Regions from separate parts of the Mus musculus genome. Here region 2 is linked to region 1. Evidence: chromatin loops called from intact Hi-C (ENCODE). Cell type or tissue: left cerebral cortex. All regions are shown on one strand. Each heading gives the region's core, and the rest is flanking DNA. Links, peaks and the distances in the headings are about the cores only.

What was found. Hi-C counts contacts between places; a loop is a spot of excess contacts. Peaks named below come from ENCODE experiments on the same cell type or tissue, not always from the same donor. Only the 100,000 strongest peaks of a DNase experiment are listed, where the experiment ranks them.
Region 2: a loop joins it to region 1, with 2.2 times the contacts of the local background. A loop is called at or near these places in 2 of 42 quality-filtered maps.

Annotation. Positions count from the first base shown.
Region 1 is chr16:47,786,220-47,796,719 of GRCm38, reverse strand. No RefSeq gene overlaps it. Among named protein-coding and RNA genes, the nearest start is that of Gm52257, 270 kb to the left of the region's middle. In left cerebral cortex, for the core only: no CTCF peak of the experiment used is centred there; DNase peaks (open chromatin) are centred at 5,058 and 5,704; H3K27ac peaks cover 956 bases.
Region 2 is chr16:47,845,937-47,856,436 of GRCm38, reverse strand. No RefSeq gene overlaps it. Among named protein-coding and RNA genes, the nearest start is that of Gm52257, 210 kb to the left of the region's middle. In left cerebral cortex, for the core only: no CTCF peak of the experiment used is centred there; a DNase peak (open chromatin) is centred at 4,597.

The DNA.
Region 1 (10,500 bases), core at 4,184-6,683:
AGTGGCAGGGTCAGCTCTCCTGCAATCTCACTCTTGAGATGGATCACTCATTCCCCCTTGACTTGGGCCAGGTTGACTATGCTGTAGGGTTGTGTATCTGCATCTGCTATGCCACTGGACATGGCCACACAATTTACCATTTAGCAGGTTTAGATTATGAAACAAAGGAGTGGGTCAGGAGCAAAATTTCAGGAATATTTGGTAAGTTCAAAAAAATTCAGGCCTATACACAGGGTCTCACATATTTCAATAAGAAATATGACTAATATACAGACTAGAATTAAGATTTGACATCTTAACAAAGCCAATAAGTCGACAAAAGTCAAAGTAATCTCTGTAGTTTGACATGAGTATATCTCACAGGAGCCAACTCTTTGTTTTATATCACCATCCCCTTCTTTGGGTAAGAGCACTGTGGTCACAATGAGAAGGGTGGAGGAGCCAGCCTGAGATGGGGATTAAAGTAAGGCAGGCAGAGAAGATAAAAAGAGCTTTAGTGACTGGGTTCTAGAAAGAGGGAAGGATTTTTTATATAAAACCATGTTCTCCTCTTTTCTCCCTTTTGCCCAGTGCCACACACTTCAATTTTCATAAGCTGTCTACCATGACTGTGTGAATTAAAGAGCATATAATGAAGATGAACTCTAAGAGACAAAGCAAAGTGCTTAAGATACTTCAATAATGTCCAGGGCAATCTGAATGGACTCAGCCATTGTATCCTGTGACCTTTTTGTTTCTGTGTTTATTTAGTTATGATCTCCCTTTCCAGTGGAGGATCATGAGATCGATTTTTGCTATTTACCAAATAAATACAGGATAACATGAAGGTGAGATAACCTGGTGTCTAGAGTGACAGACTCAGACTAGGAATCCATAGAGGCCATTTAGACACTTAAAGACACCAGTATAATAGAAAGGATACTTTAGGTGGTAGCAAATTAAGACCATGTAAACTAAACCCTTAAGAAAGACACATAAGCAAGCAAATAAATGAAGAAAGAAAGAACTCAGGTAGATGAAGAGATATGGGAATATGACCAGTCTCAGTAACAGTTAAGGTAAAGGACTCATCACAGTGCCTGTGGACAATATCTGATGGGAAAGACAATAAGACAGCAGCTGAAATGATTATGTCCTGTACATTCATGTCTTGTTATGGAAGACAGCTATGGGGGATGGGACCCTTCCTTGATTTATGTGCCTCTGGTTTTGGACTGCTATCCTGTGATGCACGTGTTGTCACTGCCTACACCCTTTTCTCTTTTTCCTCTTCTGGCACGAAATCAAACACAGAGGGAAAGAAAGACAAAAGAACATTTGATTTAATTTTAACCAGACTGAACTGCTGAACTAGTGGGAGTAAGCCTGTGTTTTCTTATTTTGTATCAAGATGTTTAAAACCCTGTTATTTAGATCACTTCTAGTCAGGTATTAGCAGCAGCCCAAAACACAGCTAACAAAACCTTACATCCTTCTTCTTCTTCTTCTTCTTCTTCTTCTTCTTCTTCTTCTTCTTCTTCTTCTTCTTCTTCTTCTTCTTCTTCTTCTTCTTCTTCTTCTTCTTCTTCTGTCTCTGTCTCTCTCTGTCTCTCTCTGTCTCTCTCTCTCTGTCTCTCTCTGTCTCTCTCTCTGTCTCTCTCTGTCTCTGTCTCTCTCTCTCTCTCTCTCTCTCTCTCTGCGTTCCTAACACTCTTTCTCCGTGAAAAGCTCTCTTTAGTATTTTTTTCTCTCTTGCATTTGAATTCCCTTCTGTTGTGTGATGAAACTTGGCTGGAGACATAGTCAATTTTAAATTCATTGAAATATTAAATTTATAAAATGTAATTACCAAAACTTTCTTAACCCCGTTTGAAGGCAGAATTTGGACAAAATGGTCCATATTCTTGCAAGTCTGTGTCTCAACATGAGTACTGAGTACAAAGCTAGTGACATAAGAAAACACTGACATTGACTTATTCTTAAAGGAAACAGAGTTCCTTCTGTTTCTGTGGCAGCAATCTCTTAGACACCCTTTGTGTGCTGGTCCTGCCAGAGCTCATTTTCTTCATTAGCACATTGTTGTAGCCTCACTTGGAGCATTATTCTGAGATGTACAGTTCTGAACAACATACCCACCCTCAACCCCCCCACACAACATTTATATATATATGTGTGTGTGTATGTATGTATGTGTATATATATATATATCACTTGCTTTTCTTAGTGATGTTACTTTTGCATATGAATGAAAATGTTCAACAGATTGTTAGGAATGTGTACATTGGGATACTGCATGCATTTTTATGTATGTGTAAAAGCTGGATTCAACATTCAATATCAGATATTATTCTTTGAGTGTAGCCTTTCATATTTTATTAGGTAGAGTATCTCATTTTATCTGATTATTCTAGGCTGGCCAACCAGTGAGCCCCAAATGTCTGCCTGTCACTGTATCTTTAGTACAGGGGTTGTCATAAACATGCATTGTAATTCTCCCTGTTCTTATGTTTGTTTTGTTTGTTTTTTTAACCATAATTCTGGGCTGACCTCTGGTCTTTATATTTGCTAAGTATTTTTCCAACTGCATTATTTATCTTTCCACCTCAGAAAAATCCAATTTGAATCTCTTCCTTCGTATTTGTATTCTGAATGCAAGGGAGACAGGCTTTGTGCTTCTGTTAGAAGAAAATTTGGGTAAAATAAAACTAAGGATTTTTTCTATCCTACATGCTCAGTTTCTCATAATCTAATGTTTAGATTAGATTATACTAGTTGCTTTGGAGGGAGACAAGAGACTGCTTCATTAGACAGAGGAAGAAAGTATTATTTCCTTCATACTAAAAAGAATTCTTGTAGATAGTTGGAAGTGAGGCCCCTCAGGGCCTTGGCAATCACATTTGCCCGTGCTACTGCCTAGAAGAAGGGAGGCTTCAGAGAGGAGTGCCCAAAACCCAAAATTGTCAAAGTTTCTCACATCGACAATGCATTTCATAAAAGCATCAGGCAGGGTAAAGGCTGGATCTGAGGGTCCACGAAGAATAGACTGATGTTGAGCAAACAAAGGAGATGATGGAGGGGTCATATTGTGTCTCTGAGCTTCGTCACCAGCCTAGAGGTTGAGGGTGAGAGTCTCTAGATCTAGGAATTTTGTGTTTATGTACATGTGTGTATAAGCCAAAAGATACTCCAGGTGTCCTTCCCCTGATTCTCTACTTGTTTTTTTTGTTTGTTTGTTTGTTTGTTTTGTTTTCTTTTTCCTGAGTTGGGATCACTTATTGTCCTGCAGCTGACCAAGTGGGCCAGGTTGGATATCGGAGTCATAGGGATTTTCTGTATCTTCCTCTCCAGCACTAGGATTGCCAGCATGTGCTGCCACGTATGGTTCTGCTTATATGATTTGTGAGTGATTGATTTCAGGATTCCATTTCTTTCTTTCTTTGTTTTTGTTTTTTGAGTCAGGGTTTCTCTGTGTAGCCCTGGCTATCCTGGAACTCACTCTGTAGACCAGGCTGGCCTTGAACTCAGAAATCTGCCTGCCTCTGCCTCCCAAGTGCTGGGATTAAAGGCGTGTGCCACCGCTGCCCGGCCAGGCTCCCATTTCTTAACTGAGCAGTAACACCAGCCCATTTTATCCTTCCTTCCTTTTTCCCTTCCTTCCTTGCTTCCTTCCTCCCTTCCTTCTTCCCACCCTCCCTTCTTGGTTTTATCTTGCCTTTTTCTTCCCTTCCTTTCTCTATCAGTCTATTTTCTCTCCTTTGCTCCCCTCCTTTCCCCTTCTCTCTTTGTCTCTACCCTCTCCTTTCTTTCTTACACAGAGATCCATGTATCCCAGGCTAACCTTAAATACTGTAAGTACCTGAGAAATTACTTGAAGTACTGATCCTTATCTAGATTTGGACTGCATTGTAGAATCACTGCTAAGCTTCCAAGCTTCTAAATGGTTGTGCTTGGTTCTAACAAGGTGAAATACAGCAGTGGACCCAGAGAAGGCCCAGGCATTGGTTGCTTTTGAAATCTTTTGAGCTGATCCTAACATAACTTCCAGAGGTATAGAATCAGTCTACTTCTAGCTATGTACAAATGAAACTCATAATTAATAAACTTTAATTAATGTAGAAATTTATTTCTCATACTTAAAATAATTCTGTTTATTTGCCCCCTTGCTGCCTCAGCCTGTAGAAGCAAAGTGGCCTAGGATCAAAGATTTTGAATAGTATTTAAGGTAGTATAATTACAAATTGTAATGCTACCAATTTTAAAATGTTAAATGTGCTCTCTCAGATAACCATAAAGTCAGAAAGCAGAATGGGTTTTCAGAGTTAGGAGAAGGGGTTTGGGGAATTAGTGTCTAGTGAGTACAGAGATTCACTTTTGTAGGTTGATAAAAGCTAAGAAAATGCATCAGACTGATGACTGACCTACAGTGCAAACTTACTTCATGCAAATGAAATGTACACTCAATGATAATTAAATTCTAAATATTGTACTATGAATATTTTACTACAATTTTGAAAATAGCTGTCATGAATACAAGGTGAAACAATTTATTATGTTTTTGTTTTTATTTTTGCGTGGGTAGGATGTGAATTCAGTTTTCCAAGGTTATAAGACCTTATAAAAAGGGGTCAAGAAAGTCTATGTGTATAATGGGATATATTTAATGACTAATTATGATTCAGTCTAATTACAAAAACTCTATTAAACGAAGACTAGTTAACAGGAGGAAGGGAGCAACAAAAGAGTCAACTTTCTTAATTTCTCACTTTCCTTTGAAAAGCTTTCCTGGGAGTTTGATATACATTTTAGTAGTTACATTGAGTCACAAATATCTTTACGGAATTCTGGAAAATCTAATTGTTTAGTCTAAAAAAAATTATGTGCCAATCAAGACAAGAATATATATATATATATATACACACACATACACACATATATATATATATACCTCACATCATCTTCCTTGTCATTGTATGAAATCATATCTTGCCTATCTGGAGGTGGACTTTGAAGTTGATTTAGGCTGTGTGTGGAGGAGCTGGGAGTAGGAGGTGATATTCTTTAAAGCTAGGCATAGGGCCATTTAGCAGGAATGTGCATTAGATAAACGTATATTCTTAGCTCATCCGTCCATTTCTCTGTACCTTCTCTCTGAGGCACATTTATCTTCCAAGTCAGGAGACTCTTCAGTTACTTTCCTAAGTTGACTTCTGGAAGTTTCTTGCCGGAAAGGATTGGATAAGTCCAAGTTCCTTGGGCTTCAGAGACAACAAAGACTCACACATTTAAACAGAGTAAATGTTTTAAAGGAAATAAAACCTGGAGGTGAAAGCAGCAGCAATTTGTTGAGTGAATGCTTGGCTTAGGGTGTTGATATTGTAAGGATAGGATCTGTTGAGCAAAACCATCTTGCCCCTCCCTCCTGAATGTTCCTAGGGATGTCTTTTCTTTCAGACTGCCAATCTGGCAATGTCTATTAAATTCCATGTGAGACCAAGTGAAAGGAGCAGTTTACAATTGGACCGAATAAAGGTTAATAGTGTAAAAGAGGTAGAAATCACGCTCAGAGTGCCGTGGAACTCAGACTTCTCACCGTCCAATCTGGGCATGCCTCCTAGTTGACTTAACCTTATGCAGCCAGTAGAATTGGCCCAGGACAAGTTTCTGCCTGTGACAGAAGCACAGCTTCTTCTCTGCTCTTTGAATAGCCAAATAGAATTGACTGATGATTTGCTGCACGCCACCAAGAGAAATCCTCGTTAGCGCATCTGATCGACTACAGAATAGCCAGGCTGCTTCACATGAATTTTATTGCATCTCAGCACCTGCTCCAGCCAACAGTCATTACTGTCTGGAGGAGGCTGTGCTCAGATTATTATTATTCCTGTTTCTTTGCATTTTGTATTCTGCCGACTCCTGTGCCAGGTAAAATTGATAAATGGAGGAGCTGATTGTGAGCGGCACAATCCTGGGGCTGCAAATCTTCTGTGAGCCTGGGATATTAGCTGAGCTAGTGGGGGGAAGGATTGTTTACTCAGGGTAAGTCATTGTCTGTTAAACTAGCTTGCTTCTTGCTTACTTTGTTTCATTCATCCCCTTTTGCCCCTCATGTACCTATCCCCCTTTTAACTTTTGTAAAGATACGTACTTTAATAAGAAATATGAAAAATAAAAAAAATAAACATGAAAATATGACTGTCTTAGGGCTTTATTGTAGTAGTGAAACACCATGACCACAGCAACTCTTATAAAGAAAAATATTTAATTGGGGCTGGCTTATGTTTCAGAGGTTCAGTTTATTATCACCAGGACAGGAAGCATGATGGTACACAGGCAGATGTGGTGCTGGAGAGGTAGCTGCGAGTTCTTTTATTTATTTATTTATTTATTCCATTTTTATTAGGTATTTAGCTCATTTACATTTCCAATGCTATACCAAAAGTCCCCCATACCCCCCCTCACTCCCCTACCCACCCACTCCCCCTAGCTTCGAGTTCTACATCTCTATCAGGAAGCTGCAGGAAGAAGAGAGACTTAAGCTCTTCAAATGGCTTGAGCATTTAAACCTCAAAGCCCATTCCCAGTGGCACACTTCCTCCAACAAGGCCACACCTACTCTAACAAGGCCACACCTCCTAATGCCACATCCTATGGTGGGGAGACGTTCTAATTCAAATCACCACAAAAGCCAGCAGATGCAAAGTCCAAGTGGGGCTCATTCCATTTATCAATTTTACCTGGCACAGGAGTCGGCAGAATACAAAATGCAAAGAAACAGGAATAATAATAATCTGAGCACAGCCTCCTCCAGAGTAGTAGGTTAATACTAGATACTAGGATTGTTCCCCCCCCATGCATTCCTTTTCTTCCCCCAGTGCTAAGCATCAAACCCAGGTCATTGTGCTTTCTATGCTGCGTTCTCCCACTGAGCCATATCCTCAGCTCTACAAGCCCACTGACAAAACTTATATTCACATAACTAAATCACTCATTAAGATACTGAAATATGCAGGGCGTGGTGGCGCCCGCATATAATCCCAGCACTTGGGAGGCAGGCAGGCGGGTTTCTGAGTTCGAGGCCAGCCTGGCCTACAGAGTGAGTTCCAGGACAGCCAGGGCTACACAGGGAAACCCTGTCTCAAAAACCAAAAAAAAAAAAAAAAGATACTGAAATGCCCCCTTACCAAATGCTGTCTATATCTTTCTCCTGCGCTTAGACCTCTGACTACATCCTGATCCAGACTGCTTTCATCAGTTCCCTACAGCCCTGAAGATTGCCTCAATATCCAGAAAGCAAAGGTTTAGACCTTGACTTAATAGAGGGGCAGCAGGTGTCTAAACCGGTGGGTTTTAGCCTGTGTTCCAACAGTCACTACCTGCTAGAATGCCTTCCAAAGAGTTAAAGGAGGGTGGAAGCACAACAGGAACCTATCAAAAGTGATTGCTTCTGTGTATTCTCCCGGTTGCATTTTGTTATGTGCAAGCCAAGTTCTTAGTTGGAACCCTGGGAAAGAAGGGGCTGAAGGGATACTCTTTGGTGTGTCAAATGCTGGTTTTTACTTAATGGAATAGCAACTTTGTATCTGAGTAGATGAGAGAAAAAGAGCATGCACTGTACTGGGTCCTGGGTCAGAACTCTCTCAGACCTAAGTGATGATTCAACACATTTTGTGCAGCATCTGTGACTCTTATTGCCTCTGCTTGTTAAAATACAGAATGGATCACCACTGCCTATTATTATGGGTAGGTGTGCTTCTCCTGTAGCAGCTCCCAGAAAGAATTTGCATTTTACCTCTTACCCATTTCTTCCCTTCACAATCCAGAATCATAACAAATGTTTCATCTCTTTAGCAGGTTTCCTCTATTTTCATTCCTGGCTAACAATGGTCTTCATTGACAGAAACCATATCCTCTGCACATTACTATATACATTTCTTTGGACCCACCATTTGTGAGCTGTGCGTGATTGGCTCTGCACCGATTAAAATAGCACCTAGAGAGCCAATTTAAGGTGCAGGATGAGTGAACCTGGGCATTAGAGACACGCTGGTGAGTGCACACCTCGTAAATCCCATTGTTAAACTGTAGTTCCAGCAACAGAATGCACAGCTCTGCACTTTACCCTCGTTAAAGCAAAGGTAAATTGTAAGAGCTTTCATACAGCTCCAAGGGGTACATAGATAAGGCATTGGAAGAGGCTTTCTTAAATCCCAGAGTCACTCTCTTAGCACGGTGAGGAACAATACACCTTCCAGAAAGGCCAGTGTCTTCTATTGTTAATTAAAAATGTGCTGTCATTTATAAAAGTAAATCTGCATTTACTTTCTCAAATCTCTTGGCTGCATTATATAATCAAATCAAAATGGAGTATAGCCCAGAAAAAAATTTTAGTAAACAGTTCATTGAGAAGATATAGAAAATAACTGGAACTTGCCAGAGATTAGGTTTGGGAAAATGATGATATTAAAAGCAATCTGAACATCTATTTTCTTAAAAATTTTATGCTCTTAGGTAGATGTGGCAGCTCATGCTTATAATTCCAGCTTACTAGAGGTGGAAACAAGTGAACTAAAAGTCTGGGGACAGCCAAGGTTACATAACAGAACCTTAACTCAATTTTGTAGGAAATTGTTTTTTAAACAACAGACCTACTAGTTCCACATGATCATCTGTTAGATCAGTATTTCTCAATTTTATTGGTGCTTTGGAATCTCTTAGGAGATGTTGTAAAAAAATACAACTGTGTGGGTTCTACTCAGGGATATTTGGATTTATTTGGTCTGGGGTGTGGCCTGAGGAGCACGGTTTTTTACTAATCACCCTAGGGAATTTTAGTATGCAGTGCAGATTCAGAGCATTTTGGCCAGGACTGCTTTGAGACACTTAGTTTAGAAGAAGATGCATCAGGGACATAAACGCTTTCAAGGCCCATATTAGCTATATACATACAATAGACACACTATCAAACTACACAGGACCCATAATTGTTTCAAACCCTTTGAACTTGGACTTATTTGAATAAAGAGCCTGAATGCATGATTGGATACATTTAGAAATATGTTTAGGTAACTTAATTGAGCACTATAGTGCCTAAGATTTAGAGATGTCTAGACTAGGTACATTTTATATTTTTATTATACCTTTAAGAAAACAAACCTCTGGCTCCCACAGGGTTAATGGTTTTAGTGAGAAATAGCTTCCCGTCCATCCTTAGCCAAAGACACTGTATTTGTGTATTATAACGTAGTATTTGTTCCCTTTTGGGAAAATGATAATAGTCTCTAGACAGAAGATAATAGCAGATGAATGCTGATGAAAATTTGCCTGATTTGATTACAGTTCATTAAGACCAGCAGCATTTCTGAGAATCAAACTTGCTTTATATCAGATACGAGGGGGGGGGCATCATGTTGATGCTTTAAACAGCCTGTACACTGAGAGAAGTTTGTAGGAACTTAGATCAGGAAATAGCTTTGATATAAATATTCAGCATTGGTTAGCTACCTGTTATCATGATGGACAAATTCATTTCATTAGTAACTTAAAGGTCCATTGGTGAGACTATTTACACATTCATTAAAAGGCAACTGGCAAATGCCCCTGCCATTCTCAAAAACATTTCATAGTTTTTCAACTCATCCCTTATATTCTACTTCTTCAACTCTTAAGCCATAAGACTATTTAGTTTTTAAACTATTTATGCTCCAATAAGACACAGTTTCAGCCCCTAGTAGAGGGTTGGGGCCATCTACCCATCTCAAAGTTTTTTAATCTAAAAAATATTTCATTCCAAATGAAAGACAAGGACAAAAATGAAGCAAAAACTGAAGGAAGGGCCATCTCAGGACCTCCCCACCTGGGCATCCATCCTGTCTGCAGATATCACACCCTACCTCTTGCTGTTGCCAAGAGGCTCTTTCTGCCAGCAACTAACCAATGCTGATGTGGATGCTTGGGGCCAACCATCAGACTGAGCTCAGGGACTCTGGTAGGGGAGCTGACAGAAGGACTGGAGGAACAGGGGGGATTTCAACCCCACAGGAAGAACACTATCAGCTGGCTTACCACCTAGTGCTCCAAGAGACTAAACCACCAACTAAGAGTGTACAGGAAGTGATCCAAGACTTCAGATACATATGTAGTAGAGGATAGCCTTGTCTGAAATCAATGGCAGGGGAGGGTTTTGGTTTTGTGAAGGTTTGATGTCCCAGCATAGCAGATGCTGGAGCAGTGGGGCGGGAGAGAGTAGTAGGGTAGGAGAGTACAGTTATAGAGGAAAAGCGGAAGGGGGAGAGGGCAGATGTGGAATAAGGGTTTTGTGGAGGGATAACTGTGAAGTGGAATATAATTTGAGATGTAAATGAATGGAATAATTAATAAAAAATAAAATGAATTTTTAAAAAGACACAAAGTTTCAAAGAAATGCATCTGTGGGTGGCCTTCATGTATCAGAAGTCCCCTACTACTATAGTATTTTTGAGAAATATATATTAAAAAAACTATGTTCTACTCTACCTGGAAGCA
Region 2 (10,500 bases), core at 3,576-6,075, 60 kb before region 1:
TTCTATATGCAGTTTCTCTGCAACTTCAGCTGGTAGAAAGCTGGGCATAATTCCTTAATTTTGTTACTGTGTCTTTTCATTTTTTTATATGTGCTGATACATTTTATTTCTGCTTCCTGCATTCTTCAAATATTAATGTCCTTTTTAATTTTGATTCATTTCATATATGATATTTTAAAAACATTTTTAGGAGCTCATTTTAATTTCAAGATAGTTCCTTTTTCAAAGAAGTTTTAGGGTCACAGCAGAAAATATGGTTCTTTCTCATCCACTCTTGCTCCTATAAAGGCAAATTATCACCATTTTGCAAACCATGGTAGATTTGGTGTAACCAGTGAACTTTCAATGGCATGTAGATATTACTGAAGATTCATATGGGATGTGAGGGATCCCTGGTGTCACTGTACACACTATATGTAAAGCTATGCAGCCACCATTGTACTGTCACACAGTGTTCTCACAGACCTTTCCTTTGTGCTCTTCCTACTCGGTCTTTATTTTACCTAGTCCCTGGAAACCCTGAAAGCTTTTACTTTCTCTATAGTTTGTTGGTTGTTGTCAAAGTCTGAGTAATAGGGCTGCTGTTGGAAAATTAACTAGCTTCATTTCCTCAGCAGTATGAATTGTAAGCTTTAGCTTGCTTCTTTGGCTACACCGCTTTTAATTCTTAAATGGATTTCCACCTCTCACATACTTGCTAAAATGACTGTAATCATGGCTGATGGAATCTCCATCTTTCCGTGATGACCACTAAAACTACCAACTTCTTACTTGTCATTTTAGTGTACAACGGGGAATATTAAAAAAAATTGAACAATGTGGTAATCTTTATTTATAACAAAGAAATCTTTTTAAATTATTTTTTTCCAAATAGTGTCTGACCCTTTGGTAAGGTGTTTTAATATCAGATACTAACATCAGTTGATAAACTGACCCTCATTGTGAAGAAGCATGGTTGTCTGTTTAATACGAGGACAATGAGACATGGTGGTTAGGAAATTTCTGGAGCCAAATAAACTTAGTAACAGAGAAAACCCAAATCCAGATCAATCTTGGGCTTGAAGGTCAGGTTGTAACCATTAAAGCACTGCCTAGTATGTTAAATAATTGACACATCCCAAATTCTGATTGGTTATAGTTATCAGTAATGTGAACTCACAAGTATAGTTGTTTATTCTTAGAAAGACTTTGTAAAAAGAATAAAGTAATAGCATGATTCTATATATAGCATAAAGCATAATTTATTCCTAACTGTAGTAGGTAACATTCCCGGCTACTTTTTTTTTTTAACTGTATAGGCACAGCAGCCTATACATCTCTAAATCCCAATTCTAAGAAGTTTAGAATGTTGTATGACAGGGTATTATGTTACATATATAATTAAAGTTGATAATATGCTGATTTTTATATATCTGAGTCACAAGGGACAAGGCAAATTAAATGAGGAGACACAGGAAAAATAATCAGAAGGACAGAATCTTAAGCTTGATTATAAGTACTGGCCTTGAGAATGAGGGAATGGGCTAGTAACTGAGAGAGTTTCTGGTCTATGAAAACTGGGAGAAGAAATAAAAGGAGAGAAAATTTATTTTCAGAAAGGCCATTCTCTTGGTCACAGTGAGCTTAGCACTGTGAAACCCAGTTCAGATTTATGACTTCAGAACTGTAGGGTAATATTTCTAAATTGTTTTAAGGATAACTTGTACTAATATATAATGTTACCAATAAGAAATTAATACACTGATGAAATAAAATTAAAGGATTTGTGGTGATTAGAAGGAGAGTGGTGCCCATAGGTCTGCATATTTGAATACTTAGTCTCTAGTTGGTGTAACTACTTGGGAAGGATTAGGACGTGTGGTTCTTTTGTTTTGTTTTGTTTTGTTTTGTTTTGTTTTGTTTTGTTTTGTTTTGTTTTGTTTTGCTTTGTGAGACAGGGTTTCTCTGTGTAACCCTGGCTGTCCTGGAATTCACTTTGTAGACCAGGCTGGCCTTGAACTCAGAAATCCGCCTGCCTCTGCCTCCCAAGTGCTGGGATTAAAGGTGTGCGCCACCACAGCCAGCAAGGAGGTGTCATCTTATTGGAAGAGGTGTGTCACTGGGGGTGGGCTTAAGGGTTTAAAAGATCTTTGCCATTTCTAGTGTGCTCTCTGTTTCCTTCTTGTGAATCAAAATGTGAACCATTAATTCTTCTTTGTCAATTGTTGAAGGTTTTTCTGAAGACTTAACCTTAACCTTCTTGCAACCATTCCTCTGCTCTGCTATCATGGACTCAAATTCTCTGAAAACATAAGCCAAATTAATCACATTCTTTTATAAGTTGTCTTGGTCATGCTGTTTTGTCATAGCAATAGAAAAGTAAGATAGTTCTGTGGTATTTGTATGTGTGTGGGTGTTATGTATGCATGTTGTATGTGTATGTGTGAGTGTATGAGTGTGTGTTTATGTGTGTTTATATGTGTGTGTGTGTGTGTGTGTGTGTATGTATGTGTTTGTTTGCAGCCTATCAGAAGAGAAAAGCATTAAGTGCTTAGTCGGAAGATGATGGAAGTGAGCTCTGATTGGTTAACTGGTATCCCCAGTGAAAAGGAAGGAGAAACTGAAATTGCAAAGAAACTCTCAGAAGTAGGGAAGGCTCTGTTTCATCTTTAACCTAGACAGATCAAAACTGCTTGCACTTATACTGCTATATGCAAAATGCAGATTCTGTTATAGGGCACCTGATGTACCCTGGAAATGAGAGGAAATCATTCCTAGTTGTATATGAGAATTAGGAGTTGGCATTGCTCTTTGCATATCAGATGGAAAGAATCTCCTTGAATTCACCCAATGCACATTGTTTCATAATGTGCCCTTTTACTATTGCAGGAACAGGAGCTCCAAGGTAAATGGGAGGGCTCCTAAGTAGGATAAGTAGGAAAATGAGACAGGAAGGGAAGGAAAATGATGTAATGAGAAAATGTTTAGAGTGGCAGAGCAGAGCTCGGTGTATTAATTATAGTTATATTTTATGTGTATCAGTGTTTTGCCTGCATGTAAGTCTGTGTAACATATATGTGACTTGTGCCCACAGAGTTCACAAGAAGGCATCTGATCCCCTGGAGATGGGGTTACAGATAACTGTGTCCTGTTATGTGGGTGTTTACAATTGAGCTCAGGTCCTAGGCAAGAGCATCCAATGTTCTTAACTACTGATCCATCCATTAAGGCTTTTATAACTCAGTGCTTTTAGGGACCTTTGCACAGGGTATAAGTCACTAAGTCCCTACTCAACCATTAATTCTTCTTTGTCAATTGTTGAAGGTTTTTCTGAAGACTTAACCTTTGGTCCTCTATGAACTCTATTAGGTTAAATAAAACCTATTAGGGTCAATAAAATGCCCCTGTAAAACTCTGTATCTGATGGAAGTAAGAACCCCTCAATAGGCATGGGAATAGTAGATAGCAGAGATTTATGTTCAGCTACACTTTCAACAGTGACGAAGATGACATGATGTGGGGTTACTCTTGCTAAGATGAAAGACTGACCAAAGCAACTGGGAGAAGAAGGAATTTATTCAGCTTATGCTTCCAAATCACAGTTCATCATGAAAGGAGTTATGGACAGGAACACAAGCATGCTAGGGATCTGGAAAAAGAACTGATACAAAATCCATGAAGGAGTGTGGCTTATTGAGCTGCTTACAGTTAGAAATTTACTGAGTTTTCATCATGGCAGGAAATGTGATGGCAACACCAACATGGTGTTGAAGAAGTAGTTGAGAAATTTACATCTGGATACCTAGGCAGCAGAAAGAGAGAAACAGACAGAGATAGACACACACACACACACACACACACACACACACACACACACACACAGAGAGAGAGAGAGAGAGAGAGAGAGAGAGAGAGATCCAGCTACTGGATCTGGCTTGGGCTTTTGAAACTTCAAAGCCCACCCCCAGTGGCCTACTTTCTTCAACAAGACCACACTTCCCAATTCCTTTCTAGTAGTGCCACTCTCTCAGCACCAAGCATGCAAACACATGGGTCTATATGTTCTCTTTCAAACCACCACACACAAGAATCTGTTTGGAACTGCACCAATGAGTTTCAAATGTAAATCAGGATGATACAAATGTAAACAAACAAACAAAAATTAGATTAGTCACAGTGTTTAATGATCAGTAATTTTCTGGAAAAAAGAGATAAGGAGTCAATATTTAAAAGTTGCTTATGGTTACTTGGGAAACTGAAGTTATCTTTGCAAGAATATAGATGAGTTTACATATGTAGACTCAAATCTGAGTATTTTAGTCAATATGTATGTAGTCAAAAAAGACAATATAAGACATTCTATAATATTTGTTGAATTATGAATGTCTTATATTGTGTTAAACTGTGCTTTAAAAAAATAAAAACCCTAAAGCCCTTGCAGGCACACTTTTGAAAGTTATGCAAATTACAAGTTCACAAAATGTGGCTGAGAACTCAGGTCAAGAGATTGGTTGTATGCTCTTTCTTCCCTGAAGGTAGAACAGTTGGAAAGTGTTATCTTCAGTTGTAAAGAAGTAAAGCTAATGCAATCACAGTCTGAGATTATATAATCTTGTAGCAGGCTGAGCTAACTGTGGCAGATGCAATGGCTCAGAAATGAACAACGTAAAAATAAGTCAAAATGCAAACATTTGGACATTTCTCTATTCTTAGCTTTTATTTGAAGACCATAGTCAATTATACTTTGAGATTTGCCAAAATGCAAATGAAAAACTGTTCCTTTTTATGTTATATTTTTTGATCTATTACATTCAGGGGGGGAAAAAAGCCCATAGAACTAGAGTTCTGGTTTGGAGCCATATTAGGATTCAGCTACTCTTTCTACCAGTCACCTACTTTGTGCTTTACCATATTATTTGGTTTAATATGTCAAATGTGGATGATTCATTTCTCAAGTAACGTTATCAAGGCTGTAAAATCCTTTTCATTGTAGACTTTGAGTTTAATATTCTATTCTGCCTACTCCTTATTTGTCAATCTTGGTCTTATAGAAGAATTGGTAGTAGTGTTTCTGTAAGTAAGCTTGAGATTTTTTGACAGTGTTTTCTTGATGTCTACTTGGTGCATTAATGCACAAACGGCTAAGCAGGGTCTGGGGCTCAAATGCTGAAGTACTTGATGTCTAAGGATCTGGGCTTGCATCTCTGGAATCCATACAAAAATTCGATATGGTTAAGCATGGCTATAAGCCTTGTACTGTGGAAGCAGGGGGGAGATAGGTGGAGCTTGATAGAAAACACCGTACATTTGGTGAGCTCTGGTTCTAGTGGGAAACCTGTCTCAAATGAAAAGGTGTAGAGCAACAGATGAAGACCCAGAGCATCATTCTCTGAACTTTAGACCCATATACAAACCTGTACATGTGTACTCATACACAAAAATGAACAAAATATACCACACATGCACACACACACACACACACACACACACACACACACACACACACATATTCAGAGAGGGACTCAAAGCATGTCTTTGAGGAGTTCAGAGATTTAGTGAAAGTAGAAGCAATAGCTTTGTTCAGTTCCTTGAGTAGAACCTCACCAAATATAAATGGAGCCTGCACAATGAGCTATGCAATTTTTCTGGGGGGAGGGGGGAAGGACAAAAGGAAGATCAGATAGAAGAAGTAATATTTAGCTCTGCCTTGGAGAGTAAGTCTGATTCACTATTAAAGCTGAGAGGAAATTCTGAGCAAAGGGATTACAATAAGCATCATGTTGCATGTGCTTGGCTGAGCAGCAGACTGGACTGTGTGGACAGTCATGCATCTGAGAAGTTATCCCACACACTCTTCCCTGCAGCATTTTGTAGAAAAGACTGACACTTGTTTTTCATGATCATTACATCAGAGACTTGGCTATTCATTTTGCTAAATATTTGGGGAGAAGGGAAAACCTTGAAGAGGTTGACATTCAGGGAGCTTAATCATATAGCATTAGTCACAAAACAAAACAAAAAAGGTAATGAAACATAGTACAAAGCCATGAAGTAGGAAAAGAGCTCTTACAGACCTCAGGTACTAATTTTATACCTAATTTTAATTATAGAAACAATTGCTAGTGAGCTAGGGATGTCGATCATTGGCTTGCCTATCATGTGTGAAGATACAGATTCAATCCTAAATTTCATGAAAAGAAAAGGAAGAAAGAGGGCTGGAGAGATGGCTCAGTGGTTAAGAGCACCGACGGCTCTTCAGAAGGTCCTGAGTTCAAATCCCAGCAACCACATAGTGGCTGGCCTTTCTCTACACAAAGAATAAACAGGCTGAGAAAGAAATTAGGGAAACAACACCCTTCTCAATAGTCACAAATAATATAAAATTCCTTGGCATGACTCTAACTAAGAAAGTGAAAGATCTGTATGATAAGAACTTCAAGTCTCTGAAGAAAGAAATTATAGAAGATTTCAGAAGATGGAAAGATCTTCCATGCTCATGGATTGGCAGGATCAATATAGTAAAAAATGGCTATCTTGCCAAAAGCAATCTACAGATTCAATGCAATCCCCATCAAAATTCCAACTCAATTCTTCAAATTCCAACTCAATTCTTCAACGAATTAGAAAGGGCAATCAGCAGATTCATCTGGAATAACAAAAAACCTAGGATAGCAAAAACTCTTCTCAAGGATAAAAGAACCTCTAGTGGAATCACCATGCCTGACCTAAAGCTGTACTACAGAGCAATTGTGACAAAAACTGCATGGTACTGGTATAGTGACAGACAAGTAGACCAATGGAATAGAATTGAAGACCCAGAAATGAACCACACACCTATGGTCACTTGATCTTCAACAAGGGAGCAAAAACCATCCAGTGGAAAAAAGACAGCATTTTCAACAAATGGTGCTGGCACAACTGGCGGTTATCATGTAGAAGAATGCGAATTGATCCATTCCTATCTCCTTGTACTAAGGTCAAATCTAAGTGGATTAAGGAACTCCACATAAAACCAGAGACATTGAAACTTATTGAGGAGAAAGTAGGGAAAACCCTCAAAGATATGGGCACAGGGGAAAAATTCCTGAATAGAACAGCAATGGCTTGTGCTGTAAGATCGAGAATTGACAAATGGGACCTCATGAAACTGCAAAGTTTCTGCAAAGCAAAAGACACAGTCAATAAGATAAAAAGGCCACCAAAAGATTGGGAAAGGATATTTACCTATCCTAAATCAGATAGGGGACTAATATCCAATATATATAAAGAACTCAAGAAGGTGGACTCCAGAAAATCAAATAACCCCATTAAAAATGGGGCTCAGAGCTAAACAAAGAATTCTCACCTGAGGAATACCGAATGGCAGAGAAGCACCTGAAAAAATGTTCAGCATCCCTAATCATCAGAGAAATGCAAATCAAAACAACCCTGAGATTCCACCTCACACCAGTCAGAATGGCTAAGATCAAAAATTCAGGTGACAGCAGATGCTGGCGTGGATGTGGAGAAAGAGGAACACTCCTCCATTGTTGGTGGAATTGCAAGCTTGTACAACCACTCTGGAAATCAGTCTGGCGGTACTATACCAGTACTATATCAGAAAACTGGATATAGTACTACCAGAGGATCCTGCAATACCTCTCCTGGGCATATATCCAGAAGATGTCCTAACTGGTAAGAAGGACACATGCTCCACTATGTTCGTAGCAGCCTTATTTATAATAGCCAGAAGCTGGAAAGAACCCAGATGCCCCTCAACAGAGGAATGGATACAGAAAATGTGGTACATTTACACAATGGAGTACTACTCAGCTATTAAAAAGAATGAATTTATGAAATTCCTAGGCAAATGGATGGACCTGGAGGGTATCATCCTGAGTGAGGTAATACAATCACAAAGGAACTCACACAATATGTACTCACTGATAAGTGGATATTAGCCCAGAAACATAGGATACCCAAGGTATAAGATATAATTTGCTAAATGCATGAAACTCAAGAAGAAAGAAGACCAAAGTGTGGACACTTTGCCCCTTCTTAGAATTGGGAACAAAACACCCATGGAAGGAGTTACAGAGACAAAGTTTGGAGCTGAGACAAAAGGATGGACCATCTAGAGCCTGCCACATCCAGGGTTCCATCCCATAATCAGCTTCCAAATGCTGACACCATTGTATATACTAGCAAGATTTTGCAGAAAGGACCCAGATATAGTTGTCTCTTGTGAGACTATGCCAGGGCCTAGCAAACACAGAAGTGGATGCTCACAGTCAGCTATTGGATGGATCACAGGGCTCCCAATGGAGGAGCTAGAGAAAGTAACCAAGGAGCTAAAGGGATCTGAAACCCTATAGGTGGAACAACATTATGAACTAACCAGTACCCCGGAGCTCTTGACTCTAGCTGCATTTGTATCAAAAGATGGCCTAGTCGGCCATCACTGGAAAGAGAGGCCCATTGGACTTGCAAACTTTATATGCCCCAGTACAGGGGAATGCCAGGGCCAAAAGTGGGAGTGGGTGGTTAGGGGAGTTAGTGGGAGGGTATGGGGGACTTTTGGGATAGCATTTGAAATGTAAATGAGGAAAATACCTAATAAAAAGTATAAAAAAAAAAGAAAAGGAAGAAAGATAAAATACATGTAAATAAATTCTTAATATTTTAGAACATAGAAAAATTAATAGTTAATATTTTTGGTTAAGTAACATAAAGTGCCCATACTTTAATTATTGAGGTTGTCTTTATCATTAAGTTTTCACAGATATATTTTAATTCATGTGTTTTCTTAAAAACCTAATAACATTACAATGAAGCAATTTTAAAACTATGAAACATAAAAATTTCCAATGATAAAGCAAACACTATGAAAGAGGACATCAAAGCAGACGAGTGATTCTAAAAATCAAGATTAAAAAACCTAAAATATTAACTGGAAAGAGAATGACCCTCAACAGGAAAAGCAGCTTTGTCCACTTGGAAAAGTGAGATAGCTTCAAAAACTGTACTATGAGAAGGGCTGAAAAGCAAAATTATTCTTATAGAATCTGCAGAACAGATAGATACACCTTAACACTCTCTATGCAGCTCATACTGACGGGTACCATCCTCTCTCAAGTCATGTGGATTATTTTGGAGAGGCACAGTCATTTAGATTCGGGAAGAAGACACCAACCAGGGTTGTCTACATAAATATACAAAGAAAAATTATATATGCAGCATATATTTTATGTATATAAATATTCTGTAAGTAAACAGTCTTTATGTCTATTATATATCATTATATAAGTACATTGCAGAATGTGTGAGATTTGTGGGTGAGGCAGTGGGAGGAATCAGGAGTGCCAATAAGTTTTTAAATTTTTTAAATGTTCTAGAACTGTTAAACGAAGATACAAAAATACTTTATAAAATAACTAAAAGGTGAATTTTCTTCCTTAGTATAAGATTTGGTACTGGAGAGATCAATATACTTTTATTATGAGCCAGTAATTACAGAATAATTTATCCTATCACTACAACATTCAAAATAGTAGACTGGGGGTGATATGAAAAGTAGGGGCATGTGGCAAAAGACTTTTTTCTCAAAATCACATTATTTATCATATGTTTCTTCAATAAGGTATCAGAGTAGGCAAAATTTAGCTTATTACAAGCTGGGTTTTGGTTCCAGGTGTTACAAACATAGGAGAGAGTCAGTAGTTTTTAAGTTTCACCAAATTTTTGGTTCAAACTCCTTCAAGTAAAACAACAGCTGACACACCTAATCTTCTGTCAAGTACAAAGGAGATTTGCATCTTGTTCAGCCAAACACATAACAACCTTGATTTAGTGCCCAACAATGAGCTGAGCTGTGAACAGGGCTCCTTCCCTAAAGTGATGGTGTCTTACTTCACAGCCTCGCAGGCTGCATATCAAACATGTTTTTATCAAAGCAAGGTGCTCCTTGCTTTTAAGAAGCACTTAATTTAGTGATCATATGAATAATGATAAGCTGATATTATTCCCTATCAAAACGTTTACACCCAAGTAATTGTTCTTTACAAAGTATTCACCTTTGAAAATGAGATGATAAATCATGCACCCTGATGCTTCAGAATTATGCCTTTGACATACCTTTGGAACACCAAATGTACTTTGACCTCTATTTTAAGAATAAACCCAAATCATTAGAAATGTTAAGTCCACTAAATAACTTAGATAAGAAAGTCAATAGATTCCATTTAGGACTAGAAAGTTGAAAGTGACTGTATTGTTTTGTTTGTGATTGCTGAACAATTACGAAAGCATTTTTTTCTTTCCAGGTGATTATTTTAAAAAGACCTTATCTTTTGCTTATATAAGATGTCAGTAGATCATATAGTCTATGGCTGACCATCCACATGACCTCTACTCTACTGCCCGTTTTCTATTTGATCTCATGTTTCCTTTCGTCTTGTGTATATTGTGGTAGAAGCCATAGCACCTTCATTTGTCTTAATTTGTTAGCATTAAGAGGTAGTTATTCTGTGAATTTATTCCAGT